Linked DNA regions of Homo sapiens: region 2 is linked to region 1. Evidence: chromatin loops called from intact Hi-C (ENCODE). Cell type or tissue: heart right ventricle. All regions are shown on one strand. Each heading gives the region's core, and the rest is flanking DNA. Links, peaks and the distances in the headings are about the cores only.

Region 1 (16,769 bases), core at 5,547-13,546:
CGCATGCAAAAATTCACGATGGACAGTTTAGTCAGCTAGGACTGCAAATAACTTTGTTAACAGAACTGAGATGAGACTAATACATGAGCAATCAATTGGAACATTTTCAGCAGAAGGAGTGAAGCTCACATCTGAAGTATACACAGAGGCCCTAATAAAAAGTATTACCCCATTGCCGAGCAGCATGTTTATTCCTTGACAGATATTAACAGGCTGATTGGCAAATCGTATTAAAGCATTAACATGCAGAAAAGCCCTTTGTATGTGAAAGAGCAAAAAAAGTTCAGCTTGAACTATTTTTAAAAATGAAGTAAAAACGAAGTTGGTAAATGCATGATTCTGTTGAACTAAATAGTTACGTTTGTATTAGTAACAGCTTCTCACTTTCTGGAGTTTTAATTATGTCTCTTGGGACTGGGAGAAGGGTGAGGGCGGGGCATATAGATTTTAACAGCTTATTTGGTTGCTATCCATACCTTTACTGCTGTTGAACTACAAAAATCTCCACAGGCAAAAATTCTTTGCATTGCAAATAAAATAGTTTTTCCCTGGTTTTTATCAGCATAGGTCCCACAAGGAACCGACAGCAGGTTTATGTCAATGAACAAGACTTATTGTTTTCAGATTTATTTTTTTATAGCAAAAAAGAAAAAAACCAGTTCATGCTGAACTTAAAACAAAGGCAACAAAGAACAATGAGACTCTAATACGGGGTTCCAGCACAATTGCTGGGTTGGATAAAGGCCATCTTACACCCAGGTATTTGTGGGAGATCTTGTTAATTTTGGTCCTCCCATAACTTGCTTCGCATTGTGACATGCACACCCAGGAACACGTGCACACACAGGAGCACATACACACACGTGCACACACGTGCCTTTTCTTTTGACCCAAAAGACAGATGTGTTTGCTGTGTGTGTATTTCTGGTTTCCATGATCCATCCATAAAAACGAATGGGATGGCGACTGCAGGTCAGAGGAGCAGAAGGTAAGGAATGAAAGACAAATCCTGGAGGATTTAGGGTATTTTATCTGGAATAAGATTGCGGAGGTGACAACTCTTCTCATGGAGCTGGATCTATAAAATCATTTCAAATTGTAGTCTAACTCACCATTTCCTTTCTGGCAGAGAAAATGATGTAGCTAGAAATGTGAAGGACCCAAAGCACATTTTGGGTGTTTAGTTTAGTTTTGTTTTTTCCCTGAAGCAAACACCGCCTGCAGGCCTCCACATCTGCCATGCCCGAAGGAGGGTACGCTTCGGCAGAGTGGAACAAGTATACCCTGGAAGTCAGGAGAACCTTGTGCTACGTTTAGCTCACCACAAAGTTGCTATGTGGGTGTTGGCAAGTCACTAAATTCCTTGGGGGTCCAAGTTTCTTTGTCTGAGCAATGGATTTTGCAAGGGGACTGCCTGGGTCCAGCTTTTCTTGGTTCCACGCTTTCCCCTTTGAAATTTTAGCCCCATCTTCCCTAACCCAAAGACAGTCCCTTCAGCCATCACCCGATGGGGGGGTGGTCCTTGTCATGACCCTGCATACCCAGCTTCTGGATGGTCCCCTTCAAACTTATTAAGCAGCAGCTCCTGAGTTCTGGGAGAATCACCTGGGCCAAATCATCCTCTCTGGGGCATTAGCTAACATTAACCCAGCTCCCAGGAACACTGCATTTCCACTAGGGATTCTTGACTCTTGAACAAGGATAATGGAATGTAGGCCCCTGACTTGATGCAGAGATGAAGGGGTCATTGTGGGTGATGTCGTTCAGGATGACACTCAATCATTTGGGGAAAACCAACCTTCTAAAAGGGGCCCCAGCTGCACCAAAGATTTAGAGACAAGAAGTTAAATGTGCTTGACAATAGAACTCAATTTTAAAGCACTGGCTCTCAGGGAAAACAAACTGGATATTAAAACTCCTTCTCAGGGGCATGCTGCTGCAATGACCGATGAACTGAAGGTGAGGAAATCATTTTCCCTCAGTACTCTAGGGAAGCGGGTCTCGATCTGGGGAACTAGGTAGGAATCATCAGTTTGAAGAAGGAGAGGAATGAGCATCGTACATTTGCAGGAGGTGTGTAATTTTAAAATGCTGTCCTGGCAACACTCCCAATTCCCAGGCTCATTTTCTTCCAGCATGTGGCCAGCCCATATTTTGTACTATATCCTAATTGTGGAACTTACCATACAAAGGCAACTTTCATAGTTCTTTCTTGTGATCGCCATAAAATATAGAAACACTTTCTATGTAATTTTTCTTAATCTAATTTTGTCGCAAGCAGTCATGTGATAGAAATGATATAAAAGAGGCATTTTTTCCAAATGGTAAAATGAACATCCAAATAGCTATACTTTTGTTAGTTGTTGCTGAAATTCTTATTTTTGCGTTGTTGGTTTTTGAAAGATGTTTGGTAAGCTTTTCACCAATATCATAGTGTTTTGGGCATTTGTTACTTCATGTGTGATCAAAATCAAAATACCACAGAAATGTTGTCACTGAGTTCACATGGTAAACATGGAAAACCTGTAGGCAATGCAGGGCAGTAAAGGTTGCTCCATCACGACATTTTTATGGTGTGAGCAGTCTGGATGGAGAGTTACGCTCTGTGGCTGAGGCTCTTGCTTTATTATCTAGAGTTTCACCATTTAGGGCTGAGCTGAGAGTGCAGAGTATCTGAGAAGGGAGAGGAGGCACACCCACCTACACTGCTCTGGAGCAGGTAACTAAGGTTAACAGTTTCAACCAAATTCCTCCTGCACATCCTATAGTCTGTGAGGCCAGAGTGAAGAGGCATGGGAATGACAGTGGGATTATATTCCTCATACACTAAGGGAGTACTTGTCTTTTACATCTAGCTGATCTCATACTTGTGTGTGCCGTCATTTTTTGCAGGAGTAGGTTCATAGAAAACCACAAACATAGCCAGTTGTGAATTTCAGGCAGGATTTGTGGCATTGATTTTCACTCTACAACACTGCTGCTGGTCTCAAGTTGACATGCTTTTAAGTATCAAAGGAACCTCGTTGATAACAAACTCTTGCCTGTCCCAATTCAAATTTACTGGAGAACTGGGTTCTCCTACATAGCAGATAAGACATGATTTCAGGGCTCCTTGAGGTCTGTTCTTGATGACTGTCAGGTAAGTCCTTGTGAGGTCTTTGGGTCCATGATTAGTGCCCGGCCTGCACTACTCAAGTTCCAGTGAGAAGCCAAAGTACCAAGAAATGATGGAGGTCTTGATTCCAACTCACACTTGTATTATGAAAAATTAAAACATGGATTCCTTTTATTAAATTTAAATATATTGTTCAATGCTCATTTTTGAGGAAAAAATGTGCAGCTAAGGCAGAATATAATAAATACCAACAAAAATCCATATTCCTGTTTCTATTTCTTAGCTCTTAGGACACAAAATTTAAGCCTCCCAAAATGCCTAATCCCTTTTCTAGAGCTAAGGAATGTCTGTTGGTATTTTACTACAGCCTATTTGTTTTAAGGAATTTTGTTTTGTTGTGTTCTGTTTTAAGAGGAGACCCACGTTTGCATCAGAATATTGGACTTATTCTAGAAAATGCTGAAGGCCAAACAGAGATAAGATTAAAGCCAAGAAATTTATCACATACCCTAGTTAAATATTAGGAGAGGCTGAAATCATTAGTCTGACTCATAATTATTCAAATAGTCTAGAGGAACTAATACTACAAAGCATTCATGAAGTGTGGCGTGGAACAACTGGGCCAGGTATGCACACTACATGTTCCCAGCTCAATATATTTCATTAAAAAGACTTTTTTAAATTGTAGCCAAATATTTAAAATAAGCAGATCTGTTAATTTTCCTCTCATACAATAAATAAGCAGGGTAAGAAATGAATATAGACATTTCACCTCTCTGGGATTTGGGAAGAAGTATACAAAGTACTCTCTACTTATGATCTGACCACTCTTTTGGAGGAGCAATATTTCCAAGTTTTGTTCTCTGATTTGCTATGGGATGTGAAAAAGATCATTTGCAGATTGTCAGGTTTTTCATATATAAAATGAACTAATTTCTAAACATTATGTGGAGTGTATTATTATTAACTGCAGAAGTTATAATAATATCAATTGTATTGGTGCATTCTCTCTTGTTTAAGATCAAGAAACAGAATGTGACCGGGCGTGGTGGCACACACCTGCAGTCCTAGTACTTTGGGAGGCTGAGGCTGGTGGATGTCTTGAGCCCAGGAATTCAAGATCAACCTGGGCAAAATGACAAAACCCTGTCTCTGCCAAAAAATCCAAAATAAGCCAGGTGTGGTGGTAGGTGCCTATGGTCTCAGCTACTTAGGAGGCTGAGGTGGGAGAATTGCTTGAGTCCGGAGAGGTTGAGGTTGGAGTGAGCTGTGATTGTGCCACTGCACTCCAGCCTAGGCAACAGAGTGAGATTCTGTTTCCAAAAAAAAAAGAAAAAAGAATATGCAAACCTTCCTAGCAACCAGCCCTCACTGTGTGTGTGTGTGTTCGTGTGTGTGTGTGTGTGTGTGTGTGTGTGTCTAGTTTCTTTCTTTAAGATAGCAATTTGAATGAAGGCAGGGATCAAGATTTTCTTAACCAACACTGCAGTGATTGTTCCATATTAAAAATTCTTAGTCCGTATCTTTGCTGATAAACCTCATTTGGCATACAAAACAAGCCCCAAAATTTGATAAACATTGGAAAAATCCAGGAGAGACCATTAATTAAAAATCATAAATCAATATTTACACTCAGGAAAGAGTCTCTGTAGCTAACGAGGCTAATGATAAAGATTCCCAAAGATGCATATTAAGTCACCAAAAACGATGTCAAGCTACAATTTGATAAGCCCACACAGTCTGAAGCACTGAGCTGTCTGAATTCCTTTTCATTTCCATACCTAGTCTAATATTCCTTGGCCAAACTATTAACCAAGTATTGTTGGAAAAACACAGTAAAAAATAAAAAATAACAACTATAAATGCATTGTTTAAACCAATATTTTATGTTTAAACATAAGTTCTTAATTGGTTGACTTGTAGAAGTTGAAGGACTCAGATATCTTTATGAACACCCTCAATTCACAGACTAAGCAGTGCAAGTTCTTCCCCACCAAAGTGCCTTCGTCCTGTTGTTTCTTCTGTGCAAATAGTTTGCCCTCTGCATCTTCACACAAACAGCTCTTTCTGATCCTTGGGGTCTCATCTGAAACGTCACTTTCCAGAAAAGCTTTTCCTACCTAATCTATCTAAACCATCTCTCCCTCCCCTTCTGCCCCTCTATTCAAACTCCATTTTAGCATCTTACTTGTTTCTTTCACATTGACAGTCATCACAAAGTGTAAGTCCATATTTTAGAATTGTATCTTGTTTTTTATCAGCCATTCTCACTAATCTGTGAGCATTTTGAGAGCAAACTTTTATGTTGACTTCTACATAAAAAGCCCCCAAAAGAGAGTCCAGCAAACTATGGCCTCTCAAAGCTATCTCTTGAGTGAATGAATAAATGAATGATTGAATAGAAATTCACTATCTTCACTACTGAAGCTAGACATAATTTGAATTATAATATGAATTATGAAACATAATTCAGGTGGTCAAATTTTCTTTTCTTTTCCTTTCTTTTCTTTCTTTTTTTGTTTTGTTTTTTAAGACAGGGTTTCATTCTGTTACCCAGGCTGGAGTACAGTGGCACGATCATGGCTCACTGCAGCCTCATCCTCCTGGGCTCAAGTGATCCTACCACCTCAGCCTCCCAAGTAGCTGGGACCACAGGCACACACTACCATACCTGGCTAATTTTTGTACTTTTTGTAGAGTCAGGGTTTCACTATGTTGCCCAGACTCATCTCAGACTCCTGGGCTCAAGCAACCTGCACACCTCAACCTCCCAAATTGCTGGGTACAGGCATGAGCCACTGCACTCAGTGAAATTTTCATTTGAGAAAAACAGCTCTAGCTGCAGGAGTGAGGAGGCTGGATAAAAGAGACCATTTAGAAAACCACAGAAAGGGTGATGAGGCCCTAAACTAAGGCAGGTATGGTAAGGATGAAGACAAAAAGACAAACATGAGATTTTCCAAGTAGATAAATAGCATATAGAACACAAACTTTCAAGTTGTAGGTTATGATTGAAAGGGAAAAGTCTAGGATGACTATGATAATTTATTAATCCAACAAATAATTGGGGATGTCATAGGCAGGCGTAGTATCTATCAATCATCATGGAGTTTACAGTGTAGGAAAGGGAACATTAAACAAAGAATTATATAAAGGAATGATTTTTCATAGCAGAAGTAAGTGCCACACAGGAAAGAAGTGAGCAGTATATGGTGTTTGCCCTCAAGGAGGGAGGCAGGGGATGCAGTAGGGGTAGATTTGGAGAAGGAGGAAGATGATAAAGTCATCAGTACCATGGTGTTGATAATCCCTGCCAATCTTTTCATGTGTGATGATAATCCCATATTGGAACACTCTAAACACATTCCACACTCCTCTTCCTCCATATCCCTCCTCCCTCCCACCCCCCAGTGGAGAGCCTTAGACATGGTCCCTCAAAAAAGGGCATGGGCAAGCAGCACACTCTGGCTTCTGGCCATAGCTGTGTGATCCTGCCCTTCGTGTTTCTCTTTCATCAAGTGAAGGGTATTGTGTGAATATATTATTAGAAAAGAATATGAAAATATAAAAAGAACAGCACACTCAACTTAAAAAAAGAACTCGAAGAGGAAATTGGAAGAGATGATCTCTAAGGTTTCATCCAGTGCTATAATCCTTTGATTTTGTGGCTCAATAACTATTTATTGGTTTTATTTTATTCTTCTGGCATGCTCAACTGAGAAGTTGCTGGATATGCTTTGCTAATCTCTTCAGAAAGCTGGGCTCACAGGTCTGAGCTACATGCAACAATGGCCTGGCTCAGGAGCAATTCTGAATTGTCAGGTAGGCTGCCAGGAGTTTGGGAGACACCATATCAACTGGCATATGCCAATCTGAAATGTGGCTGGGCCCAGAAAACAATATGAATGAATGAATGAATGAGTAAATGAATGAAAAGGTCAACAAAGACCTAGGGGAACCGAAACAGGTGGGTACAATAATAAAACCCTAAACCAAAATTAACATAGATAGATGATGGTGATAGGCAGAAAGAAGTACACAAGAAATATGAAGAAAGAATAGTGTTGACTGAATTGGTGAGTTTATGGATTCAAAATGACTAGCATCTTTTGATTCCGCAGCTTGTCAGCTGAGGCAGACATTCTAGTAAACCTTCTCATGATGATCGAAAAGACTGAAAGATGGTTAAGACTGGTCTACTAATTTAAGCACATATTAAGTGCTTAATCTTGCCTGGCATAGTAAGTGGCCAACAAGTATTAGTTATTTCCAGGATCATTACCACTACCACCTCCTCTAGAACTGTGTATTCATCTTTTAAATGGAGAAGAAGTGCTAAAGAGTGGAATAAATGAGGGTAAGATATAGCAGAGAAATAATGTGCCAAATTGAAAACCTATCAGCCAAATGTGTATTACACCTGCAGGATAAAATATGAGCAATATCAGTGGCCCTGTGGTAGTTACCCTCAGCAGGCTCACTCGACAGTCATTCCAAGCCTCCTCCTTGCCTTCATGTACTATAGTAGCTGAAAGGTGAAGCCTTTGGCCTCCTAGCTTCTCTACTAACTAGAAGTGGTATGGGACATAATTCTATCAAAAGAAACACATAAAAAAGTCCCTGGAATAAACAGCCCCAAGTAAATTCCTCGACAATACCCTTGGGTTAGCAGCCCTGGACTACCTGCCTCCAAATTTCTTGTAATATGAGAATAATAAATGTCTTTTGTGTGTTGTTGGGATTTTTTCGTTACTTGCAGGCAAATGCATTCCTAACTGATACAGTGCTCTACCCTGAAGCTGTTTCTGTCTCCTTGAAAAGACAATAGTAATCTGTATAAAACATAAAAATACATGAAAACATACAATTAAAAGAAGCCATCAGAGATACAGACTAAATTCTTCTAAGAGTTCAGAAAGTGAGATGGACCAGAGCTAGAAAGTAAGGGAAGAAGGCAGAACTTGAAAAATGGGTAGGTATGAATGCAGCCCATGGAAAAAAGAGAAAATGGTTCTCTTCAATGCCTCACATCTAGAGCTTCAGTAAAGACTAAATGTTTCTGGGATTACAATTTTGACAACCCAAGCAATAAGGCATGATACACAGGGGAGGGCTTGTAAGGCTCTTAGAAGTCAGGCACATGAGAAATTGTGGCCATCTAAGGTTTTTGAGCAATGAATGGCAGGATGAAAACAGTTTCATGATATGCAGCTCATCATAATTTTTTAAAAAAGAATTTCAAAATGATGTAACAATATACATTTTAAAATATTTTTCATTAAGAGTAAAGCACATGATAGACATGCATAGACATCATTTACCCTTCCCATTAAAAAATATCAGTTCAATTTAATCCATGAGCATGCATTAATCTGTTCAACTGGTCTGAAAGGGAAGTGACATAATTGAAGCTCTGGGTGAAAATATTTTTTTAAAGAAGAAACTTCTTTTGGAGTCAAGACATGCCAGTTGCTGTTTACAGACAGGCTGGATGGGCAGATTAAAGCTCAAATGAAATTTGTGTGGAAATTTGCCTGCCATTTTACAAGGGTATAATGGGAAAGACCAAGATCACACTTAGGAAACACTGTCAACTTCTGAGAAACAGAGGAGGCTGAAAATGGTTATCAATTATCTCCGTTTTACTTTTTATTCTGGGAATCTTAACTGATCAGATAGCCAAGAAGACAGGCTAAAGTTTCAGACACATTGATTTTCTTTTCACTCTCTTCTTTAAGAGGCAGACTCCTGGCTACAGACAACAGTGATTTAGAGATTTGGTCTCACTTTATAGGCAGCATGAATTCTGTGCTGCCCAATAACTGGAGACAGGCTAGATCATTATCCTTTAGGTTTGAAGATGTATGACCAAGGGGACTCAAAGACAGATGTAGGACCACTACCTCTGTCTTTATGTCTTTGGAGATGCTCTTGGAGTTCACACATTTATAATCCTCCTTCTCAACTCTACCATGAACCCCACCCCCACTACTGTCATGGCTGGTAGCTTCAGAGTGTTCAGACACAAAGTAACCAGCCAATCAAAAGGATGGCTGGTAAGTCCACAACTCATCATTCTCAGCTTGGCCTGACCACTGTGTGAGCACCTTGCACAGGTTAGAAATGGAATTTGTAGATAGAAGAAACACCTTCTTTACTTCCTCAGGTATTCTCCAGAGTGCTTTTTCTCTGAATGAGATATAGGCAGAAGCAGAGGTAACTCTTGATAACCCAAGAGTTCTAGCTGAGAGAATATTCAGTGTTTGATTTTCTATATTTCATTACACACAGACACACACACACACACACACACATGAATGATTGAATCCTTGGTTTAAACTGATCAAGCTTCTCATTTGTAGGAAATAATTTTGTTGTAAAAGAGCCTTGTTTTGGTATCACCAGTATTTGTTTTGGAACAAAAACGCATCCCATAGAGTGGATAAAAGCACATATTATATAGCCAACCAGTCTGTTTGAATTGTCATTCTAGCATTTATTACTGTGTGACCTTAGACAAATTGTTTTGCTTCTCTGTGCCTTAGTTTACTAATCTGTAAATAAGAACCATCCTAGTGCCTACCTCATGTGTTTATCAGAAAGGTGAAATAAATTGATGTTTAAAGTGCTTGAAGAAGTACCTGGAACAGGATAAGAGCTATGGAAGTCTTAGCTCTTGTTATCACTCAATCTATTCAAACATTCATCTTTCAGCCATCGAGTGCCCATGATATAATACACTATTATACAAACTAGCGACTCAGGGTGAACAGGATAGATGCCAGCCTTGAACTTACGGTGTTTCTATTTTAGTGGAGGAGGTAGATGATAAACAAAAAATTAAAAACACAATATCATTTTAGACAATGATAAATGCTGTGAGGAAAACAATGAAGGGTGATGTCATGGAGGGTGACTGAGATCAGGGGCTGGCTAACCTTCGAGCCGAGGGACAGAAAATCCTCCCTTGGCGACACTGGAGCTGAGACCTTAACTACATCTCCTATAAGAAACACTAAGCATAAGTTAAGTAGCAGCGTTCTCTGTCCTCCCGGGATCCCAGGACAATAGGTCCTTCCTGCCTTAGCATTACATGTTTTCTTTACATTCCATAGATATTTCTAATGATGGTGAACAAAACTTTTAAAGAACAAAACATTTGAAAAGAAAAGAAGGAGCTTGTCCCTGCAGACCATCACCCCCAAAAGAAGGCACCAACAGGAGAGAGGGAGAGAAGAATCACAGAAGGACCCTCACTTCTCCTTTCCTGACATCTCTTCCTAGTCCTGGCCAGGCAGTTCAGACTTCAGACATCCATGTCCTGTCATCAGTCAACTTCAGGAAATTTTTCGAAATTGCTGCCCAATCTGCAAGGACAGGAGGTAGAGGAAATGGAAAAGTGAGAGAGGGAGGAAGTTCTGTTCCTTGGTAGCTGCTAGAAATCAGGGGAAACACTGGTGCTTATGTTTATTCAGTCCAGGCACCTACAATTTTGGTGTAGGGGGATAAAGGCTGTTATCTTGTGGAAATGGAACAAACTTCACTGGGTTGGAATGTTAGTCTTGACTCTTATGGGAAGAACACGGTCCAAGCTGTGCTTTGGAAGTGGCCAGTGCTATTTTCTATTTGCAAGAGAAATTTCTGACATGGGTTTAGCCTACTTTAGTTACAAAGTGCCCTTATATGCATAAAATGGTGAATTTTCATTGACTCCTTTTCTCCAGCACAGAGGCTTTGAAGACGCCATGCCTAAGCCTGTCATTCTCTCTACTCTTCTGTTGGCAGGTGCCTCCTCATCTTTCAAACACATTCTCTTCCGAGACACCATCCCTGGCGCCGCCTTATGGTGCTTCCCTCCACTCAATTTCCCAAGGCCAAGATCTTTCATTTCTTTTGCAACCCTTATCCCAACTTGTGATTATTCATATATTTGCTTATTTCTTTTTGTCTAGCTTCCTTACTTGACTGCAAGCTCCACAACAAGGCAGAATTATGAGAGGCTGAGGCAGGAGAATCGCTTGAACCTGGGAGGCGGAGGTTGCAGTGAGCCGAGATCACGCTGCCACTGCACTCCAGCCTGGGTGATAGAGGAACAGAGGGAGACTTCATCCCCTCTGCCGCCCCCTCCGAAAAAGGCAGCACTGGCATCTCTTTCATCTGCAGTGTGTACTCAAATCTTTGCCAAGTGTTTGACACATACAAGATGCTCAATATTGGTTAAACAAAATAATTCATGCCATAACCCTGGGAGGTGGTCATTTTTACAAATGAAGAAACTGAATCTCAAAGGATTGAGTGCCTTTCTCAAGGCCACACAGCTGGTATTTGGCAGAGCTGAGGCTTTAACGCAGGGTTTCTGATGCTTGGTTTTTAAGGCTGTTTTGATTACACTCCACACAGAAGGCAACTCACAAACAGCTGTGAAGGGTGCTACAGAGTATCCCAGTTATTCCAGTATCCCAGTGGGAGGCAGATTAAAGCAGTCAGTGATTAGGAATCAACATCCCTGAAATCTTTGTCACAGAGAAGAAGAATCAATGGCCCTGACCAAGATACACTCAGAGCGGGTCGGTATTGAAAAGTTTCCGTACGTCTCTGAGTCCCACTGGTGGTACCCTGTAGTGGTTGAGCCATGTGCTCTGGGGTCAGAGCTCTGGATTCTGACTCCAGCCTAACCACTTACTTGCTGTGTAATTCTGGATAGGTTATTAATGTTTCTGCCTGGTTTCCTCATATCTAACACGGGGGCAAGAGTCATACGTACCTCATAGCGTTCTGTACCATACATACTCTGCCTGGAATACAAGGGAGGTAGTCAATAAATTAATGTTGACTAAATATTGAAAGACTCTATAAACATATGTCTTCTGCATGCAAAAAGTCACTCTCTTAGCAAGTAGGGTGGTGATCAAAGTAGAAAATGGTTGAAAATATACTTGGAATTTTTCTGAGACTCTTAGCCACACTATTGTCTTTTTATATGGAAATCTACTTAATCAGAATGATTATAATTCCCCAGCTATAAACCAAAATGCTTTACGCATTGCTTGTTTTGCTTCATCATGTGTCCCTCTGTTGCTATAGTTTTGAGCAGCCACATTTTTTCGAACTTTTTCAGCTGCTGCACACCCAGCAGGATGCCTTAAGATGCAATATGTCAGGTGAAAATGAAAAACATATGTTTTTTTCAGCACTCGGTCTCAAGTATTCATGGGTTTCCAAAAAGCACAGATTTGAGGATAAGATTTTCAAACAGACTAGACTGAGATGTACATTTCCCATTGTTCCTGAAGTTGCTATTAGGAGTAGGTAATTAATCAGCTGGCATTGGAAGTGAGCAGTTTGTTACTTTCACAAATTGGGTGGTACTACAGAATCATGACAAATGACAAAAACTTTGCCTAACTGAGATTTGGGTCTGAAAAGAGGAAATTCAAGAGAAACAAGACAGGTATCATTTGGGAGAAGAGATTGATGGGCTTAGTCAAATTAGCAGAACTAAGTCCTATGGGTAGAAATACCAGAAAAATGTAACTGGCTCCATAGAAGTAGTACCCTCTAACGATTCAGGAACAGTTCAGGCTGTCCAAGTAGCCATCACATGAGCAGTGAGTCCACAGTTTCACAGAATGGCTGGGGCAGAAGGTGGGTAGCCACCTCTCAGGGCTGTTTGGAAGTTGTACATTGGATTGGAAGGTTGGATTGGGAGGTCTCCAAGGTTCCTTCCAACATTGAGAGTCCATGTTTTCTGAATGTGCCATAGAAGCCTATCCTTTCAAATCTATACTCCTTTGTCAATCACTGGCCAACAGTTCTACTTACAGAAGCATAATCAATACTGAAGCTTCTTTGAGGGTGGACACTCAATACAGGAAAGAGCCTTCACATGTTTATGATGTCTCTGACAAACAAAAATTAACTTTTACAATTTAATAGATGCCATCCCTTATAAAAAGCTGAGACAGCCATTGGGAACATATGAATCATGGATGGTCAGAGCTTTGAGAACAAGACTCATGACTGCCATGAAGCAAAGGTCATCCCAGGAGAATGTTGTGGCTCTGTGTTTAAAGGGGCCCTTCCTAACCCTAGAAGGCCAACGTGTTTCCTGAAAGCAACACAACTGTTCAACCCCTGACTGTCCCTGCTATCTTTTAAAGCAAAGAAACTCCCTGCTTGCCAGCCTGCCTGCTCAACAGTGAATACAGAGTTGTCTGTTGGCTGCCCCAGATCCTCTCTGCTCTGTTTAGAGAGGCCAGAAAGAAGAATTCAGGGACCAACAGCAGCTGAACAGCTTGGCTGACCCGCACGCTGGGCGTCTGATTCCAGGACAACTCTCCAAGGAAAGGGAGGAGGTGGAAGGAGGACTGGGTAATAAATTAGCCCCTTGGACTTCCCTGCAGAACCTGCTGCTGTGTCCATCCTCAGCTTCTCTTTTTAAACATATGCCAGTGGATTAATGTTAGCAATCTAACCTTTGTTGAGTGCTTGCTATGGGCTAAACTCATCTCTGAGGATTTCGCACGTATTGTTTTATTTAATTTCTACAACAACCTGTGAGTGTTTTTATCAATGTTTAAGCAAGTAAACCGAGGCACCATTTGGTCCAAGATGACACAGGTGGCAAGAGGTAAACTCACCGTTTAAACAGACAACTTGGTTTAGAAGTCTGGGATCTTAATCACTATCCTAAATTAAGCGGGAAGAGGGGACGTGGGGGAGAAGGGGCATTGGAAGTTTGGCTTAAGGGTTTTTGTTTGTTTTTAATGTAGTTAAATCTATCAATGTTCAATGCCTATCTAATAATCTTTTCTCCCCCCAGCTAGACTGTAGTTCATGAACCAAGACTGTTCTTTCTTCTTCTCAACTATTAGCACAGTGTCTGGCCAATGAGAGGGACTTGGTCACAGCAGAGGAAATGTCTATAAGGATTTTCCTAGAAAAGCCAGATAAATGTTACATGAAAATCAATAACATGCAGCATATTGTCTCTAGCACCTTGGATGCTGCTGTTGGACCCTAAGAGCCCACCCCTTGGCCAGCATGTCCCCTCATCTCCATGACAGCCACCCACCCTCACACAGTAGAATGTTCTTGAAATTTACACTTTCTTCTGCCACTGGCTACCATGGTCTCTTCCTTCTCTTACCCACTGAAATGCAGATTTCCTATGTCTTGTCCCCTGGGCTCCAGAGAAGCCTGTTTATTTTCCTTGGGTGCTGAAACATCTTCTGGAAGGTTTTGAGGGCAAAGTAGACTGACAGATGCTAAGCCTTCTGGGGCAAATCAGAACTAGAAGAGGTGACCAGACAGGAGACAGACAATAAGCAGGCGTGGTCAGTTGCTGTAGCTGCCCCAGTGGTAAGAGGTTTCAGTAAACAAACAGAGGTAAGTTCAGGAAACCTGCTCAGTCTTATCATTTGTGCTACAAATGTAGACCACAAAAGTCCTGGATTGCTGTCAGTCTTTAGGGTCTCGAGACCCTAAAGACTGACGAGAGATATGAGAGCCATTCCTCTCTGACATCCCTGAAAAGCTGAGCTGATCCTGTTGGGCAATACCGTAGTAAGAAGAGGAACTGGCTGCCTGTTAGAATAAGAGAATAAGAGAAATCCCTTCACTGAACTGGGAAGTTTCCAAATAACTGGAAAAGAGAGGCATTACTGCTGCGTGATAGTGGGTAGATCAGGATATTTCATATAAATTATATAAACTGTGAACAATTTGGCAAGGCAGGCATCATTGCTTCTATTTCACAGATAAGAAATAGAAGCAGCCTCACACCATAACAATAGCCTCTGCTTATTGGACTAAGTCACATACAGATTTTTATTTACTGAACACTCAGTACAACAGCCACTGTCATGAAAATAATTTCTAATGAATGCCCTGAGGTTTGTCTAAGGCTGAAGATAAGCTGAAAAGAAGAGGATATGGCCAGAGGAGGTCCAGGGGTGCGGGGTAGAGGGGGCCCTTAGAAAGTGTGAAGTGAAGAACTTCATGCTATCCCACCAATCTGTGAATGACTATAACTGCATGGCGAAAACCCTTTTTTGCATTTCAAGAGGCAGGTCATGGGAGCTACAACTGGTCATTTAAATGAATTTTACTTATTTCTGAGCCAAGGCCTTTCAGGGTCTTGGTATTCAAATTTAAGCCAGAAGATTAATTCAGCCCAGTGTTTTGCAACCGTGACCTCATGTAAAAAAAATACTGATGCCTGGGCTCCACCCCAGAAGAAATGATTCAAACCTTCTGGGGATGGGCCCAAGTACTGGTATTTGTTTTAAAGCTCCCAAGTGAGAGCAACAGGTAGCCAGGGCTGAGCCACTCTTTCAAACGAACGGTTCAAGTATTATTGTATCTAATGAAAGGAATCAAGGTCCCAAGTTGCCTTGAAAATTCGAGGTGATCTTAAATTTTTCTCTATCAAATGCTGGGCTATCAGAAACTCCAAGCTGACAATACCAAGGCAACTGTGATAGACATTTTGGAACAGATGCCCAGCAGCCACGGTAGAAGACAGGGAAAAAAAAGATTATATGAACCACCATCTTAATTATGGAAAACCAGACACCCTGGCAGAAGGCCAGGGGCGTAGCAGAATGGATGGGGTGGAGGACAGGAGAAATTTTAGGAAATTAGAAATTTTAATAACTTTGTCTGTCAAGGGCTGCAAGTGGATGTCGACTTGTTTCTAACTCATTGCAAGCATTGAGAGCAAAAACAGATGAGAAAAAAAACCCCTGTATCACATCCTGGCTGCTTTTTATTTCTCCAGCCTAGGAACAGAAAAGAAATTGAAGCCGTCCTGGGGCCCCTTTCCCCAAATCTGATGAAGGGCCCCCGGTAGGCTCCCTTTCTGAACACCAGGGGGAGTAAGACATAGTTTGCCTTGTTCACCATGCCTTTCCATGGAGCATGAGAAAGAACAAGTTCTTGCTTCTTGTTTAGATCCCTTCTTGAATAGCTCTTCCTTCTCTCCCTGGCTAAAGAGGACGATCTATTTGCACTCGTTTAAAAGAGTAAGTAAATGCTCTTTAGAAGCAATAAAATCGATTCTGTTCCATCACCCCAGGGTTTGAAGTGGCAACAGAGGGGAGGGGTTAAGAGAGCAGATCCTGGTGCCAGACTTCCTGGGTTTGAATCCCAGAAACAGCACTTAGTAGCTCCTTAGCTACGGGCAGGTTACTTAACCTCTCAGGTCTTGGTTTTTCTGTTTGTAAAATGGGGATAGTCATAATAACACACCTCATGGGATTGTTGTGAGGATGGGTGGGTTAACACACATAAAACTTGGAACAAGCCTGGGCATATAGCCAGCAGTCAATGAGTATTAGTGCTATTTTCCAAGAGACTACCAGGAAATTTTCAATTCAAATTTGAACTCTTCCACACTTCAATCATTCTAAATATTTTATATTAACAATCATACAACTCAAATCACAGGAATGGTAAAGCCAGTGGAGCATTTGACAAGAAGCAATCTTTTAAGGTAGAAATAAATGACTTATGTAGTGATCTCTACTTGATACAGAAAACAATGAATTATACTACCTTAATGTGAATAATACATACGTTAAATATAAAATGACACACCCAAATAGAATGACCTCATAAATGAATGTACTCCAATGAAGAAAGGCAACAATCT
Region 2 (16,769 bases), core at 4,914-12,913, 66 kb before region 1:
AGCAGCATGTGGATTTAACTTAGAAAAGAATATCTCCCAAGAACAAATAGTGTAAAACAATTAAATGGCTAATAGAGATTTTGAAATTTCCTCTTCTTGGGCTCTTAAAAAATAGACTTGTCCCTGTCTGACTTGCTTTCTAGGGAGAAGGAGGAAGAACTGGCAAACCTCTCGGAGTCCTAAATTAGGTCTATTATTGTCACTTATTCCAGACATAGTGGCTGACAGAAATGATAGAGATAACGCTGACTCCCATCCTTAACCAGGAAATCCAATAAGGTAGCCTTGTGGGGCTGACAGGCATAGGCTTTTGGCCGCCTCCTGGCTCTGCCACCGACCAGGAGTGTGTGATCTTAGCAAGGCATCTAACTCCTCTGTTTTCTCATTGGCAAAAACTACGTGGCTGTAATATCCATGTCACAGGTATGGCATGAGAATGACTTTAGAGAATATTTTGAGTGTGCTTAGCCCTTTGAAGACGATCAATGCATAATCTATTTAAGAGATGAGTGATCTGCTGTAGAAAATACAGTTAATACAACTGTCATTTTAAAACACAAAGTAAAGCTATATTGTTCTAAATTTGGGGGTGAAGCATTTGGGGAAAAGACCCAGAAACACCCAGCCTCTCCGAGGGGTATGGGTGTCTCCTCCATTACTGTGAGTCCCCAGTTATCCCCCATCCTCTTCTCAGGGAAGCCGGCTTTCTCTCCATGCCAGACCCCTTACAGCAGGTACCAGTCTCTCTTCTAGGCTGAAGGGAGAATATTTGAGAGCACTGAGCTTGGCACACAATAGGAGCCCCACAGAGGTTTCTTAACAGACTTAACAACGTTACCTCATGGTCCACTATCTCTTATTTCCTGGCAGCTATACCCCTATGTCACATCCATGACAGTCATCTTTTTAAGGGCTATGATAACTTGAAACACTATCCTGATTTCTAGGGACAGTCAAGCTACCACTGGCTTGAACAGGGGGTATGGGGGAAGGGTGAAGTTTCTAGGAAACTGTGTGCTCTCTCTTGTGCAACCTTCCCTGAGCTACCTTGCAAGTTCTCCCACTTTGCAAGAGCACTTATCATGAAGCAGAATTGATATTAATCTGAAACACTTAGTAAAATAGTAGCAATAAAGCTCATAATAATGATACTTGGCATGTACTTTACACTTTGCATTCAAGGATCTCAAATGGCTTTTCAACCTGGCTTTGCTATTTTCCAAGCTACTCATGGACTGGACACACAAGCAAAGAAACCACTGAGTATGGCTTCCCTGTAGACAAAATTGATTCCATTATTAGGTTCTGAGATTGACACTGTGTCCAATCTATGTACATAAATACACCTGCTACATACAAACACCCACAGATACCTACATCCTAAAGGGCAAAAGTGCTAGAAAGATTTTTTTTTTTTTGAGATGGAGTTTTACTCTTGTTGCCCAGGCTGGAGTGCAATGGCACGATCTCAGCTCACTGCAACCTCTTTCCCCCAGGTTCAAGCAATTCTCCTGCCTCAGCCTCCTGAGTGCCTGGGATTACAGGCAACCATCACCATGCCCATCTAATTTTTTGTATTTTTAGTAGAGATGGGGTTTCGCCATGTTGGCCGAGCTGGTCTCGAACTCCGGACCTCAGGTGATCTACCCGCCTCGGCCTCCCAAAGTGTTGGGATTACAGGCGCAAGCCACTGCACCCGGCTGAAGATTTTTTTTTGTCTCAAACACACTTTTGCCTGTATTAGCAGGAGAAACTCTGGAACCCAGGTTTACATTTTAATGGACTTGTTTTATTTCGATATTTCTCTCAACCCTCTTCTCAGGGTATTTATAAGTACAATTGAAATGTCTGTGTCTGTTCATTAAAGGCATGGAATTTTAAAAGGCTTACTTTTCTTTTGAGTTCATTCTAAAGAATATTTTGTTTACGTTTAAATGATTACTTAAAAGCCACAAGGGGTTTATATAAAGTGTTTCTTCTAAGGTACTTTTCTCTTCCCTGGTGGCCCTGCATGTTGCCAAAGAGAGTGACTTGCTCAGTTTCTCAAATGATTCCTCAGACAGTCCTATTCCTACTTGCAAACAAATGTGGTATTTGGGGTTTCAAGTTTAAAATGCAATTTGGTATCATTTCAGATGTCTTCCTACAGCTTAATAAACATTTTCCCCAGAGGGACTTGGGGTCTGATTTTAATTTGTGGTAGGGTTATGGGCACAGTAAATGTCAATTTTAGCTATAGACAGTAAGTCCCTAGTATAAATAGAAACGGAAAGTGACTGACAGTACACTTAAAGAACATGCAAAACATTATGCTTGCTCACTGGCGGTAAGTGTTCCCCCAAAAATCCCTTCACTGGTCTGTCATGATAGCTTGGTTTTCTTTTCTTTCTTTCTTTTTTTTTTTTTTTTTGAGTCAGAGTCTCACTCTGTCACCCAGGCTGGAGTGCAGTGGTGAGTGATCTCGGCTCACTGCAACCTCTGCTTCCCGGGTTCAAGCAATTCTCCTGCCTCAGCCTCCTGAGTAGTTGGGATTACAGGTGGCTGCCACCACACCCAGCTAATTTTTGTATTTTTAGTAGAGATGAGGTTTCACCATGTTGGCCAGGCTGGTCTTGAACTCCTGACCTCGTGATCCGCCTGCCTTGGCCTCCCAAAGTGCTGGGATTATAGGCGTCAGCCACCATGCCCAGCCGATAGCTTGGTTTTTTTCTTCAGATTCCTGACCAGAACAGAAAGGCCAAATTGTGCTTTCTTAAGATGTGTCAACCTGATGATCACAAAATGACAAAGTGAAGTAACTGAGTCCTGCATGATATGGCTTTGAATATGAATACACCAGCAAGAGTGTCTACTGACTCAGCCAGTCATTTGCCTGGTGATCTAGGGCTGTGTCCTCAGTGCCTCTGAGTTTCTGTTTCCTCATGCACACACACACAAAAAATGGCTGAACCAACAATCTTCAAGGGCCTTTTCAACCCTAAAGTTAAATGAGTAGATATGATCAAGAGAGAGTAATCCGGCTGGGTGCAGTGGCTCACATCTGTAATCCCAGTGTTTTGGGAGGCTGAGGCGGGAGGATCTCTTGATCCCAGGTGTTTCAGACAAGCCTGGGCAACTTAGCAAGATCTCATCTTAACAAAAAATTTAAAAATGAGCCAGGCATGGTGGGGTGCCTGTAGTACTAGCTACTTGGGAGGCTAAGGTGGGAGGATCACTTGAGCCCAGGAGTTTGAAGACACAGTGAGCTATGATCGTGTCACTGCAGAAACAGAGACTCTGTCTTAAAAAAAAAAAGTGAGAGATCCAGAACTATTATTTATTTCAGGGAAGCAACACGTCAGTTAAAGGTAGATTTTCCTCAAAGGTGGACACATATAGATGAGTAATTCCTTACTGGTTGTTCTTGGACTTTCCTTTCCTTGAACAAAAGAAAGGCTCAAATGATCTCTGAGTGCAAGTAACATTTAGCTGAGGAGGGCAGCAGGAACCAGGAATCGTGACAGGTAGGCGAGGAGGTCATTTCTTCTCACATATGAACAATAATCCTTTGGATGAGCAGGAAATAAAGGTTTCACTCTTTGTGCACTAGAATAAGTAATTTATTAGTAAGCACAATGACATCTTTTAGGAGAGGTAGGACAGGTCCCCAAATAAGCAGTTCTGTCTTTTCAGTGTTGGAGCCATCAGACTCATTGGGACTAGGTTTAAACTGGACATTTTGAGAATGATGAAAATCCTCCAGGTCTGCCAGGAAAAACATTTCACTACTTCATAGTAGATGATACCTGACACCACCTGCTAAAGAGCTAAGATGACATTCCCTAAGTGCCTAGGTTGAGTCCTATGGATGATCCAGTCCATGGTGCCTGTGATGGTAGGTTTTATGTCAACTTGACTGGGCCATGGGTTGCCCAGATATCTGGTTAAACATTATTTCTGAGTGCACCTATAAGGTTGTTTCTGGAAGGGATTAACATTTGAATTGGTAGACTGAGTAATGCAGTATACCTTCCCCAATGTGGGTGGGCTTCATCTAATCCATTGAGGACCTGAATAGAAGAAAAAGGTGGAGGAAGGTTGAGTTATCTCTCTCTCTGCCTGATTGCTTGAGCTGGGACATCTGTCTTCTCCTGACCTTAGTCTGGGAGCAACACCATTGGTGCTTCTGGTTCTCAGGCCTTCAGAATCCAATTGGAATTTACACCATCTGCTTTTCTGGGTCTCCAGCTGGCAGATGGCAGATCATGGGGCTTTTTAGCTTCCATAATCTGGTGAGTCAATTCCTTATAATAAACCATATATCTCTCTCTCTTTTTGGTCTGTTTTTCTGGAGAACCCTGACTAGTACAGTGCTCCGTCTTTAGATCTTTCCCCTCATATTTCCTTAAATATATTTGGTAGAAGTGAATTAGCAGAATTTAGTCATTAACTTTGAGATTCCTCATCTTGTACTTCTAATCATTCACCAAGTTCTATTCACTCCACCCCCAAAATAGACCTGGAGTGTATCCACTTGGCTCCATCCCTACTGCCAAGATCCTAGTCCAAAACACAGTGTTGTTTCTCTTGGTTTCTTCCAACAGTTTCTGACTCCAGTTTTGCTCTTCTTCTATCCAAACTCTGTCTTGTAGCCAGAATGATCTTCATAAACCAAAGATCTGGTCATGACATTTCCCTGTTCAACATTCTTGCATGATTTTCCTTAGCATTTAGGATGTTTTTTCAGTATCTTTTATATGTTCTACCTCATTGATGCCTGTAGTACTATCTTTCCACCTGGCTTGAAAGGGTCTATCCACCCAAGCTTCCATTCATTTCCTAGAATGTGCCACACTCTTTCCCACCCCAGGGCCTTGAAGCATCTTTTGATCTTTGCCTGGAAGGTTTTGCCGTCTGCTCTTTTGTTGACAAATTCTCATTCATCCTTTAGGTCTCCTTTTAAATATCTCTTTCTTAAAATTTTCTTTGACCCCCAAATTAAAGGCCAAATCTAGCAACCACAAAGTTAAAGGGTCACATAGGCCCCTGTGGTTTTCCTTCATGCTATTTCTAATAACATATTAATAGGTATGGTTATTTTGTTTAGTATCCATCTCTGTGATTAGTCTCAAATCTCCCTGGAGGCAGGGGCTATGCATTTGGGTAAAATCATTCTGGTTTCCTTTCACCATTGGGAAAATGTACGCTTACTTTCTGGAGGACACTGCTCCGTCTGGATGGAGAAGCAGAAAGGAGAACATCATAACATAGTTGGAAAGGCTTCTAGAAGTGAACAAGATTGATCCAACATAAGTGAGCACCGGAGTGCTTGCCTCATGATATTGGTAATAGATCTTTCTGCTTTTCTGAAGCCTGAGGCTATTTCTCTTGACAAGCACAAAAGTGAAAATGCCAAATGGAAATGTTTTCTTTCCAAGGCTTATAATTTTGCTTTCGGGTAATACTGAAACATTCAAGTGTTCTTACGAAAGTTAAGTGCTTTCCATTTTCACCATGGTTTCAGTTGTTGAAGCTCTCCAGAAGGATCAAAACCTATAACTTTTATATAAAATTCCCAAGCATCAAATATATATGCCAAACAAACCTCTTTAATTAAAATAAGGCTGAAAGAGCTATAATTATAAGTGCCACGGACTGCTATTCCTTATAAGGAAGAAAACTGAAAAAAGACCTTCTGTTATATTACTCAAAAACAAAGCAAACAAAATCAATGATTTCAAAGTCTAGCATGGCTGAGAAAATTCATTTTCTTAATATGGATTGAACTTCAGAGTGATAGGGCAGAGTGGACATACAAGAATGACTGTCTACAGCAAACTTCTGGCAGACTCTTTGGCCTATTGGTTCACAGCCAGTATTTGTCTTCATAAATGAATTCCACATCTTTATTAAGTTAAGTATTTCTCTTTTTATTATTTGAAACATACTTTAAATATTTTGTTTTACAACGTCCTGGAAACTGATACAATTCCTTCCAGATCAAGGAAGATGGTAAAAAATCAATTATATTTTTTTACTTATGGAGCAATTACAAAAAAATTATGCTCCAATTTATCCATTACTATAACTATCATTTGATGTCATATGTGAACAACTTGGGCAGCTGGAATGGAAGGTGTCCTTCTGACTAGGTAATTTTTCAAAGAGCTCTAAGTGACTATTAGATAGAAATATATACCCCTAGTTTGAGTTGATTTGTAGACGAGTATGTAGTAAGAATTATAGATTTTAAATTGGAATCAACCTTTTATAAGAAAAACCCCTGCAAGAACCAACCAAAACACATCAAAAGCCTGAAGTGAGCTTCTAATGTCAGATCCTTTACAGAAGCAAGTCACAGTTTGTACTTTACAGAATAAATCTTATTAAAATGAATTTTATCTGCCATTGATGGAATTTCAAAGTTGGCCCATTTACAAATGAGTTAATTGGCTTTATCCAAAATAAGAGGGATTTTGGGGGGCCATTTAAATCATTAGAATCACTGGTTCAGGGTGCAGAGAAGGGCTGGGCTTCATCTCCCCAGCACCCGCAGAAACTAGACTTGTCTTCCCTGCGCCTCAGAACCCAGTTCTCAAAGCCTCCTAATGGGTTTCACTGTTTTCTTTCCAGTGCTTATCATAATCAGGGAGCTGCACATTTGCATCCCTAATGGACCTTTTTCAAAAGTGTGTTGACATTTCAGTAGGTTTCGAATAGCTCTTAATGCTTCTCTCAAGTTGGGCAGGTGCCCACAAATCTCCTTATATGGGTCTCCACATATAGACTGTCTACTTTACTCACAGGGTTGGTGGGTTGTTTTTTTTTTTTTTTTTAAATCCCTGGGAACCTATCTTAATTATACTCTTAAAAAAATGAAAACTCAGAAGTTAGATGACTCAGAAAATGACCATCTAGCTGGATGCCTACACGCAGGGCAGCATCGTAACTCTATCTGTGAAACTTAGGCCTGAGTTAAAAGTATCCTCCCTTGTGTGGTAGATTCACTTTTTGGAGCTTCTATTTTTATCGAAAGGAAATAGATATAAATAAGGCCATCAAGATAAACACAGGTTACAGGAGAGAGTTGAAATCAAGCAGGAAGCTCATCATCTGAGCACAAACTCCCCTGCGTTTTACTCCTCACTTTTCCTAGGAGTACTAAGAACTCAGAAAGCCTGCAGAGGGCCGATTTTAGTCCCACCTAACTTTGTGTGACTTCAATAAACATTCGATCCAACAGAAACACAGCTAAAATTATTTTTAAAGTTTTTTTGTTGTTGTTGTTAAACTTTTACTCAGCTTCTGCTGTATCTCGGGAACTGTGCTGAGAGCCTAGCGTGAATAAAAGATCATTGCTGCCCTGCAGGAATTCATCATTTATGAAGGCAAATAGCCAAGGAAGTCAGCTGAGGGTGTAATGGGAGATACCCCTCAAAGTGTTATTTAATACCCCGGGGGTTCCAGGGGATGGTCCTCGAAGAGGAGACATATGAATTGTTCCAGGAAAGATGAGAAGTTAGCCCTGCATCGTGGGAACATGCATGCATGTGTGTGTGTGCTTGTGCGCGTGTGTGAGTTGGAGAGATATTGGTAGCAGGGCTCCAGGCAGAGCTTACTGTCTGTGCAAGGCAGGTTGTTAAAATATGTCAACAAAGGCCAAGAAGATATTAAACAACTACTGTCATTCATAGCTTAATAACATGAAAACGATCTCTGGATGATAACAATCCTTTCTAGGAATATCGACTGTCTGATGTACGTCCCATTTAGGTGATGCCCTTGTATACACCAAATTGGGAACTATATACATATAAAAATGTTAAAACTGATTTCCCAGTATTTCAGGTAGATGGCTGAGTTACAAATTAAAAGAACCATTTGATAGACTGTTCTGCACACTTTGGTCGTTTTTGCATTAGAGAGAGACATTTGGGGTAAGTGGGAGGGAGGCACTGGAGCTCTTGGGCAGGGGACTCGGTATTTTTCAGAGCGAAAAAACCCCTTCTTGGCCCTATTGTTCTACATTAAGCTGCTTTGGAAAAGGTAAAAATAGAGCCATAATTTGGCCCTACTATTTCTGTTTCTAAAAAGCCTTTTCCAAGACAGAAAGTTGATATAACTTTTTTTCACTCCAGTATTTCCAGTTTTCATTTATACAGTTCAATAAATATAGATAAGCATAAGTTGGTGGGAGTCAGCGGGTAGATTTTAACAATCACTGTTATGCACTATCTTCCCTGGAAGTACTGAAAGTGGTTTTCTGAGTTTAATGTGACATTTCCTCTCCCTTTTAGGTACTGCTTTTGCAACAAATTAATTTTGGTTCCCAGAGAGCACACTCCTACCTCAAAGTGCTGTGTGAGATGCTCCCCTAACAAGATAATAAATAGATTTGTCCATGACTTCCAGCATAGAATTAAAACATATAGATTTAAAGATAGCTTTTTCTTGGTCTACGATGAATTGAAATCTTTTGAAAAAATACATTGTTATCTCCTAGTTTCTTTCTTTTCTTTTTTTCACTTTCACAGGGCAGCAAAGTTAATACTCTAGTTTCTAAACCGATATTGGCAGTCACTGAATACGCCCTTTCTTTCAAATGAAAAAAAAAAAAAGAAGAAGAAAGGAAGAAAGGAAGGAAGGAAGGAAGGAAGCAAACCTTGGTCATCCTGGCTTAAATATGAAAATGAAACAAGAGTATGAGACAAGGCAGCCTCACAGAGCAAATGGCCCAGCCCATGGCTTCCCACCCAGTCCCTCTCCCTCCCTTATTGTGAGTATCTCGCTCAAAACCCACTTCTGTGCTTTTGCATATGAAAAATGAGGCTGTAAAAGGGTCAGCCTGTAAAAGGCATAGCTAGTAAAAAATAATTGGAGGGCATTGAATACAGACGATGTGCACCGTTCATAAGATAATTAGTCCCGGGATCCTTACTATGTTGCTCCTGATGTTCCTCATGCCAGGAAGAATTCTGAGGTGTGGAGAAATTATAACACAGCTTACTCAACAGAGAAGCTATAACAGAATGCACATTTCCAAGACCATTCCCAGCAACTTGAAAGCCTCATCCCATGTCTTGCCTTCATAAAACATAGCATTTCCACAATGTGGCTGTTTTAATAAACCAATGAATAGTTCTCTCCAATCTGTTTGCTTTTAGTGAACTTATTTTCTTTCCCCAAAGAAGCTGGCACTATAATGTCAGACAAATGTCTAGAATAACCATGCACTGCTCTGGACACCAGTGAATAAAATATAGCAAATACTGCCTATCCTCATGGTGCATTATTCCACTTAGAAAATGGTATAATTGGATAGTATTGGGAGGGGACTCATGTATTTTTGAGTCGTGGGGTTATTTTCTGGTAATTGCCTGACTCGAAACTTTAATCAGGAAGTTCTCTTAGCCCTGTGAGTGTGTTTTTTTTTTTTTTTTTGGTGGGGAGTGGGGTTTGGGGGATGAGGAAGAGAGACTATTAAAGAATTGAGAAAATGGCTAAGTCCCGCAGGCCTTTTTTTCTTGTCATACAGTTGTTGTCAAAAAGATTCACTATTATGTCTGGGGATAGGGAAACTCAATGGCATTTTGCGTTCGGTAAAAATGTCTCAAACCATTTTTCAAACATTTTGAGGTTTGGCACAAACCTGAAATCCATCTTGCCAAGCACTTTCCCCCCTTAATTCTTAAACCCATGTGTCTTTCAAGGGAAATTTAATCCGTATGTTTCTGATTCATTTACACTTAACTCATCAAAATGGTGTTTTGTAAGAGCTATTTGATGTTCAAGAAGTCTTATGAGCTTCTCTTTTTATAAGTCTGAAAAGCCTTTCTTTTTGAGAACCCAGAAAATTGTATTTTACCAGCTGTAGGCCAAATGATTTGAGCTGTGTTAAAAATCAAGAACCTGCTGAATTTAGGAGGCAAACAGCAGACACAATGACATAAATAAACATCCACACGTGTCCACCTGCTCATACATCAACTGAAGACCTTTCTAACTCATTCCTTCCCTGAAGAAGTCTATCTCTTAAGGCCAAAGAACAAATGACAACGCTGAGGCAGAAAAGAACGATGGTCCTACAGCAAAAATCCCCATTGGTTCTGGAGATTCCCAATTGCGATTCCTAGCTCAGAATCCATGGAAATAAATCAGATTGCATTTTGTTAGATGAATCTATTACCTAAGAAATAAATTAATCATTGAAGGCCAGAACTAGATGGATGTCATGAAATTTCTAATCCAGTAGGATTTGGATTTTGTTGCAAGGACCTCTGGGAGGGGGTGGGGGTGACTTACGGGAGGAGATATGGACCAGTCAGGGATCTGTTTTCCATAATGGGCTTTTCCACAAGAGGATTTCTTAAAAAGTAGTCTGAGGGTACCCTCAGTTTGAAAACAAAATACCTTAATTTTATATGAGGACACAGAGTTTGGGGAAAGGAATCTAGGAGTTGGGACAAAACTTGAAATACAACCCAGGTCCCCTGATCCTTGCCCAGCATTCTGGTGGCCTTTCTATGATACCAGTGTGTTTCCAATGCTGACTGCACTTCATTAGGGGGCCAATTCATGAGAAATTGGTGAAATCAGCTTAATCTGACATTATCAGCATTTTAGAACAATAGATACATATCTAATATATCAGATATCCAAATAATGTTATACGCAGTAAAAATTAAGTATTATTCCATAAAAATTGTGTGTGTGTATATATAAATATGTATGTGTGCATATTATACACATAATCCAATGTACATATGTGTGTATATAAATATATACACATGTATATATTTCCATGGGTATATATACACACAAATATATATATGTGTGTATAACACATATACACACATATATGTGAAGTATATATACACATATATGTGTGTATGTAATGTGAGTATGTGTGTATATACATTACACATTACATACACACATATACGTATGTGTATATATACGTATGTGTATGTATACGTATACGTATGTGTATATATACGTATACGTATACGTATGTGTATATATATGTATATGTGTGTATGTAGTGTGTGTATATGTGTATACATGTGTACATATGTATATATGTGTAGGTGTATATATATGTGTACATATATATGCATATGTGTGAGTATACTGGGCTGTGATACAGAATATATTTCCCACTATTGCTCATATCAAAAAAATTTAAAAACTACTATACAGAAAACCACATTTTCTTCCCGGATGGTTCAGCCAATAGTGGTTTTCAATTTGCCTCATTAAAGATCACGTGGCTGGAAAAACCCTATAAGATCCTTCTCACTTCAGTAGAAGAAATGGTACAAAACACTGGCCCATTTCAAAGGGAGCTTAAATACACAGCTCAGAAGAAACGAATGAAGAAAAAGAGGAGGAGGAGGACAGATAACTCTTTGAGAAAAGAAAGGGTCATATCCATCTTCCTATGCTTTACAAATGGCAGGAAGGATTTCTGATTTGCATTCAGTGCATCCGCACAGCTGAAGATGCAGACATATGAGCCCCAGCATAGTTCCACAGTGCATTTTCCAAGCACTTAACAATCATTAATTAGTTAGAAACATCCTTTCAAGGTCGGGAGGCACAATAGTTCATCTCCACACAACAGAGCTTTGGAGGCTCCCAGGCAGCCGAATGGTACGGCACCTGGGTAATGACTGTGGGAAGACTAATTGGGTTAACTGGCTGTGAAGAATCTTGTGAAAATGCTGCTCCACTGCACTGTCAGATGTCAGAGAAGGCCAGCGTCCTTTGTGCCTAACAGCTGAAAGCTGCCTCCATGGGAAAGGATGCAAAGTCATTAAAACAACTATGAATTACCCTTTGCTCTCTTTTTTTTCAGAATCATAATGAAGTGACAAGTTTTCTGTGGTCACAAAGTGCTGGAGTCTCTTTGGGATTAAAGTGCAAAGTGGGGCTGTTTGGGAATTGTGGTCTAAAACTGTTCCCTAGGTGGGGAGGAAGAGGGAGGAAGCAGTGTGTTCAGAGCCCAGAGGTCACATCCTGCAGGTGGGTGGGTGCTGGTTCTGGGGCAGCTTCCAAGCTCTGTCCTCATCAGACATGCACTCAGTGTAGCCAGGGCTCAGGCATGGAGAGGGAGGAGAGAAGAGAGTGGTGGGAAGCAAAGAGCTGGACTCCAGGACATTTACCCCAATGCTATTAGGGCCCACAACTTCTGGCCCACTAACTAGACCCCAGTGGGGCTGATGGCTGGAGGCAAAAAGCAAGCTATCTTGTGGCCTCTGCACCCCTCTCTCCAGACCAGAGGGAGGAGTCTCTGCACAGCTGCCTGAATGATTTCCAGAGTCTCAAGGGCCTGCCTGTTGGTTGCTCCCTCCCACCCCACCATCCCCAGGAGTCAGAATTCAAAAAGGGACTGCAAAGCATTAGCCTGGGCAATATGACAGAATTCCTGGCACCAGGAAGCTCACTGGCCTGGCAGGGCAGAAATGTGCTCCTCACCGCCTTAGAGCTTGGTCTGGGCACTGACACCAATGGTTTTATGATATAGAATAACTCTCTTCACATTTTTGGATGGCTTCAGTTTCCCTCCCTCCCTCCTGTCTAGCTCTGTGGCCCAGGCTGTAGTGCAATGGTGCCATCATGACTCACTGCAGCCTGGAACTACCGGGCTCAAGTGATCCTCCTGCTTCAGTCTCCCAAGTGGCTGGGACCACAGGTGCATGATACCATGCCCGGCTAATTTTTTAATTTTTTTTGTAGAGATGGGGTCTCCCTACATTGCTCAGACTAGCCTCAAACTCTCGGGCTCAAGCTATTCTCCCATCTTGGCCTCCCGAATTGCATGCTGTGATTACAAGAGTTAGCCATTGTGCCTGGCCTTTGATTTCTTAATCTGTAAGGTGAACGGGTTGGGTTGAAACATCAATCTTTAGGTTCTGGCTTCATCAGTGCATTTAGAATTATAAGACTGGGTCAGGCTAAGTAGCTCACGCCTATAACCCTGGCTACTCAGGAGGCTGAGGTGGGAGGATTGCTAGAGTCCAGGAATCTGAGACTAGCCTGGGCTACATAGGGATACCCAGTCTCCACAAAAAAATTAAAAACATAGCCAATGTGTAGTGGTGTGCACCTGTAGCTCCAGCTACTTCAGGAGGCTGAGGCAGGAAGACCATTTGACCCCAAGAGTTCGAGGCTGCAGTGAGCTGTGATTGTGTCACTGGGTGACAAAGCGAGACCCTGTCGCTAAAGAAAAATTTTAAAAAAAGAATTATAAGATGATTATTCTACTACTAAGGAAGTTCTGGATGGTGAGAGCAAATTCAAATCAAATGACGTTCCCTGTGACCTGTACACGTCACAGGGAGCTTCCTGCTTGCCCTCAGAGGAAGGAAATGGCAAAAAGCAGCCATGTACTGAACTAGGGCAAGAGCTGAACTCAGAAAAATAATCTGGCTATAGAGAGGCCACTGCATGATCCATATTAGGGTGGATGCTGGTGAGAGCAAAACTAAAGGCGAAAATGCTACGCAAGAGCAATTTACAACTACATTTACACTAAATGGGTTTATTATAATTGCTGTTATTATGATTAATTTCAGAGGAATTAAATGGGATCAGTCCTTTATTGCAAAGTGTTGCTGAGCTGACGGAAGTGTTAGATAAATAAGAAGGTCAAGAAGAGGCAGATGCAAAAGAAGTTACTCTATGCCATCTAAAAAAGAAATCTACTACTTAACAAAAAGCGGTGAAAAAAGACCCTGCTCTTTTGATGTTGAAATAAACTACAGTACATTAAAGTGAGAGCTGAAACCTCGTTTTCTGACCAATGGCATGTACAGCCAGAAGTATGATTCTCTCTTCACCTCTCCACCCACTCATGACCTCACCTGCATTCTGTGACTTGGTTTACCTTTCTTGGAAGGAACTGTTACATGACAATATTTCTCTCTACATTATTAATGCCCAAAATATATTATTATCCAGACTTCCAAAGAAGTCAACTGGCTCCATTATTAAATAACTAACATTTGCTGAGCACTTACTATGCTAAGTGTATTATGCTCTTATGAATTCCATTTCATAAATGAAGTAACCGAGGCTCAGAAAGCTTCAATAGATTGTCAAAAATCACATAATTAGCAAATGGCAAAGCCAGAGTTTGCCCCCAGGTCTGTCTGACTCCAAAACAATCCACAGGGCCCAATCTCATCTGGCCATATTGATTACGAGTAATTAGGCTTCCCCTCTCTGCACAAAAGCTTGTTTTGCAGACATTTTTTTTCTTTTTTTTTTTTTAAGCAGTGATACAAGCCCCATTGAGGGCAGAGGGGCAGAGCCAAGTGGGCAGACAGGCCCAAAAGGCTGCAAGAGGGCCAGCTGGACTGTCTGCCGTGTCAGCACATGGGTGCAGCCCAACGTGACTTCAATTCAAGATCTTTGATTTGCAAAATAAAAAGTTGATGGACTCCTAAAACATAGTAATTCATGGTAGCCATTCCAGTTCACACAATGCAGTCTCCTGACCCTATTTTCCCGTTAAGACGAGTAATCAAATCTATGCATTAATAGATACCTTGACATTCACTGGGGGCCATATGATTGCTTTTTCTAGGCTTTGCTTTTTGGACACATCCAGTTCTATTTTAGTTATTCAGATGGAAAATAGAAAAAAAACCATAAAGCAGAATTCAGTTTTTTGGTACCATGTGAAGAGAGAGAAAGAAAGACTTTGTTGCTAGCTAGATGGGTCTTGGCTATTGTCTAACTACTGTCCCACTCTCCATAATAATTGCAAACTATTGATTAATTCTTCTTGGGTACAGCATTGCCTCATCAATCATTAAATGAGTTCTCTTGCCAGCGCAGGTACAGGAAGGAAAGATGTATGGACTTGTGTTAAAGTGTTTGCGTACTATGGAGTGGATTTTGGAGTGCTAAGTCAATTTCAGTTTTCAAAGGTGTGTAAGTCTTTAAGAAATTACTCTTGTTGTAACCCAAACTCATGAAATGCATGCCTCTTAAAGCACCCAGTCTTTTTTGTTGTTTTTTTTGAGATGGAGTTGCTCTCTCACCCAAGCTGTTGTGCAGTGGTGCGATCTCGGCTCACTGCAACCTCTGCCTCCCAGGTTCAAGAGATTCTCATGCCTCAGCTTCTGGAGTAGCTGGAATTACAGGCATGTGCCACCATGCCCGAGGTTGGCCTGGTTATCCTCAATTTACAGAGAAGATAGAAACTGTGGCACAGAGAGGTGAAGTGGTTTGTCAAAGTCACACAACCAGTAAGTAGAAGAGTGATTGAATCCAGGCCTTTTAAATCCCAAAGGCCATGCTCTTTTCAGGAGACCCCACCCTGCTTCTCTGATTAGTAGATGCCTGTATTTTTAGTAGAGACAGGGTTTCACCACATTGGCCAGGCTGGTCTTGAACTCCCGACCTCAAGTGATCTGCCTGCCTTGGCCTCCCAAAATGCTGGGATTACAGTCATGCGTCACCACCTCTGGCCACACCTCTAGCTGCAATCCAATGTAAAAGGAGTCCCCTTTGAAGGTCAGAATCCCAAAAAACCAAACAAAAAGGGAGCAGAAAGGAGAAGCCAGTGCTTTATTCCACAGCTGCTGCTTTTTTTTTTTTGGAGACGGAGTCTCGCTCTGTGATCCAGGCTGGAGTGCAGTGGCAGGATCTTGGCTCACTGCAACCTCTGCCTCCCAGGTTCAAGCAATTCTCCTGCCTCAGCCTCCTAAGTAGCTGGGACTACGTGCGCATGCCACCACGCCCAGCTAATTTGTTGTTTTTTTTTTTTTTTTGTATTTTAGTAGAGAGGGGGTTTCACCGTGTTGCCTAGGCTAGTTTCAAACTCCTGAGCTCTGGCAATCCACTCGCCTCGGCCTCCCAAAGTGCTGGGATTACAGGTGTGAGCCACCACGCCCAGCCACAGCTGCTTCTTTTTTAAGTAGAGTTCCAGATTGGCCCAGCCTATTTTCTGTCAGGCACATGACAGGGCTCATTCTCAGTCTACACTAATTTCTGCTTCTTAATGTTGACCTGGCCTTCCTGACCAATGCTTACTAAGTAAAATCTGAGACAATACTTCTTTCAAGCAGCTTGAGACACCATATGCCCTTTTGCAGCTTAGATTCGGGGATCCCAGCATGGAACTCTCAAGGTGCCTCTTGGACCCCAGAGATGTTGTCTAATTCCACTACCCGCCATCCTAACCCTTCCACTTGCCTCCTTGGAAGTCCCTTTCTCTCCAGTCTACAAAACATCCTTTTTTAACCACTAGAAAATATATGTGAGAGGGAGGCAGCAAGTTTAAATGGTAACTTCACCCAACTAAAGATAAGAATAACACACATATGCTATTGCAAATACAAACTTTTTTTTTTTTTTTTTTTTTGGAGACAGAGTCTTGCTCTGTCACCCAGGCTGGAGTGCAATGGCACAATCTCTACTCAATGCAACCTCTGCCTCCTGGGTTCAAGCAATTCTCTAGCCTCAGCTTCCCGAGTAGCTGAGATTACAGGCACCCGCCACCACACCCGGCTAAGTTTTGTAGTTTTAGTAGAGACAGGGTTTCACCATGTTGGCCAGGCTGCTCTTGAACTCCTGACCTCAGGTGATCCATCTGCCTTGGCCTCCCAAAGTGCTGGGATTACAGGCACAAGTCACCACGCCTGGCCTACAAACTTCTTTTATTCAAGCTAGGAATAGAATTCAGTTCTCATAACTGAATTCACTCACCTCCATCTCACTTTATTTTCTTGTTCACAGTGCCACAGGGCAGTAAGCATCCTTTCTTCCAAACTGTGATG

Evidence for each region. A loop is a pair of places that touch in the nucleus more often than their neighbours do. Peaks named below come from ENCODE experiments on the same cell type or tissue, not always from the same donor. Only the 100,000 strongest peaks of a DNase experiment are listed, where the experiment ranks them.
Region 2: it touches region 1 in a loop (19-fold over the local background); 36 of 110 quality-filtered maps call a loop at or near these places.

The regions. Positions count from the first base shown.
Region 1 is chr7:28,626,030-28,642,798 of GRCh38, reverse strand. All of the region lies in intron 5 of CREB5 (cAMP responsive element binding protein 5), which reads right to left. Among named protein-coding and RNA genes, the nearest start is that of CREB5, 220 kb to the right of the region's middle. In heart right ventricle, for the core only: no CTCF peak of the experiment used is centred there; a DNase peak (open chromatin) is centred at 13,419; H3K27ac peaks cover 665 bases.
Region 2 is chr7:28,691,006-28,707,774 of GRCh38, reverse strand. All of the region lies in intron 5 of CREB5 (cAMP responsive element binding protein 5), which reads right to left. Among named protein-coding and RNA genes, the nearest start is that of TRIL, 260 kb to the left of the region's middle. RefSeq lists an enhancer at 2,935-3,004. In heart right ventricle, for the core only: no CTCF peak of the experiment used is centred there; a DNase peak (open chromatin) is centred at 12,034; H3K4me3 peaks cover 915 bases; H3K27ac peaks cover 4,958 bases.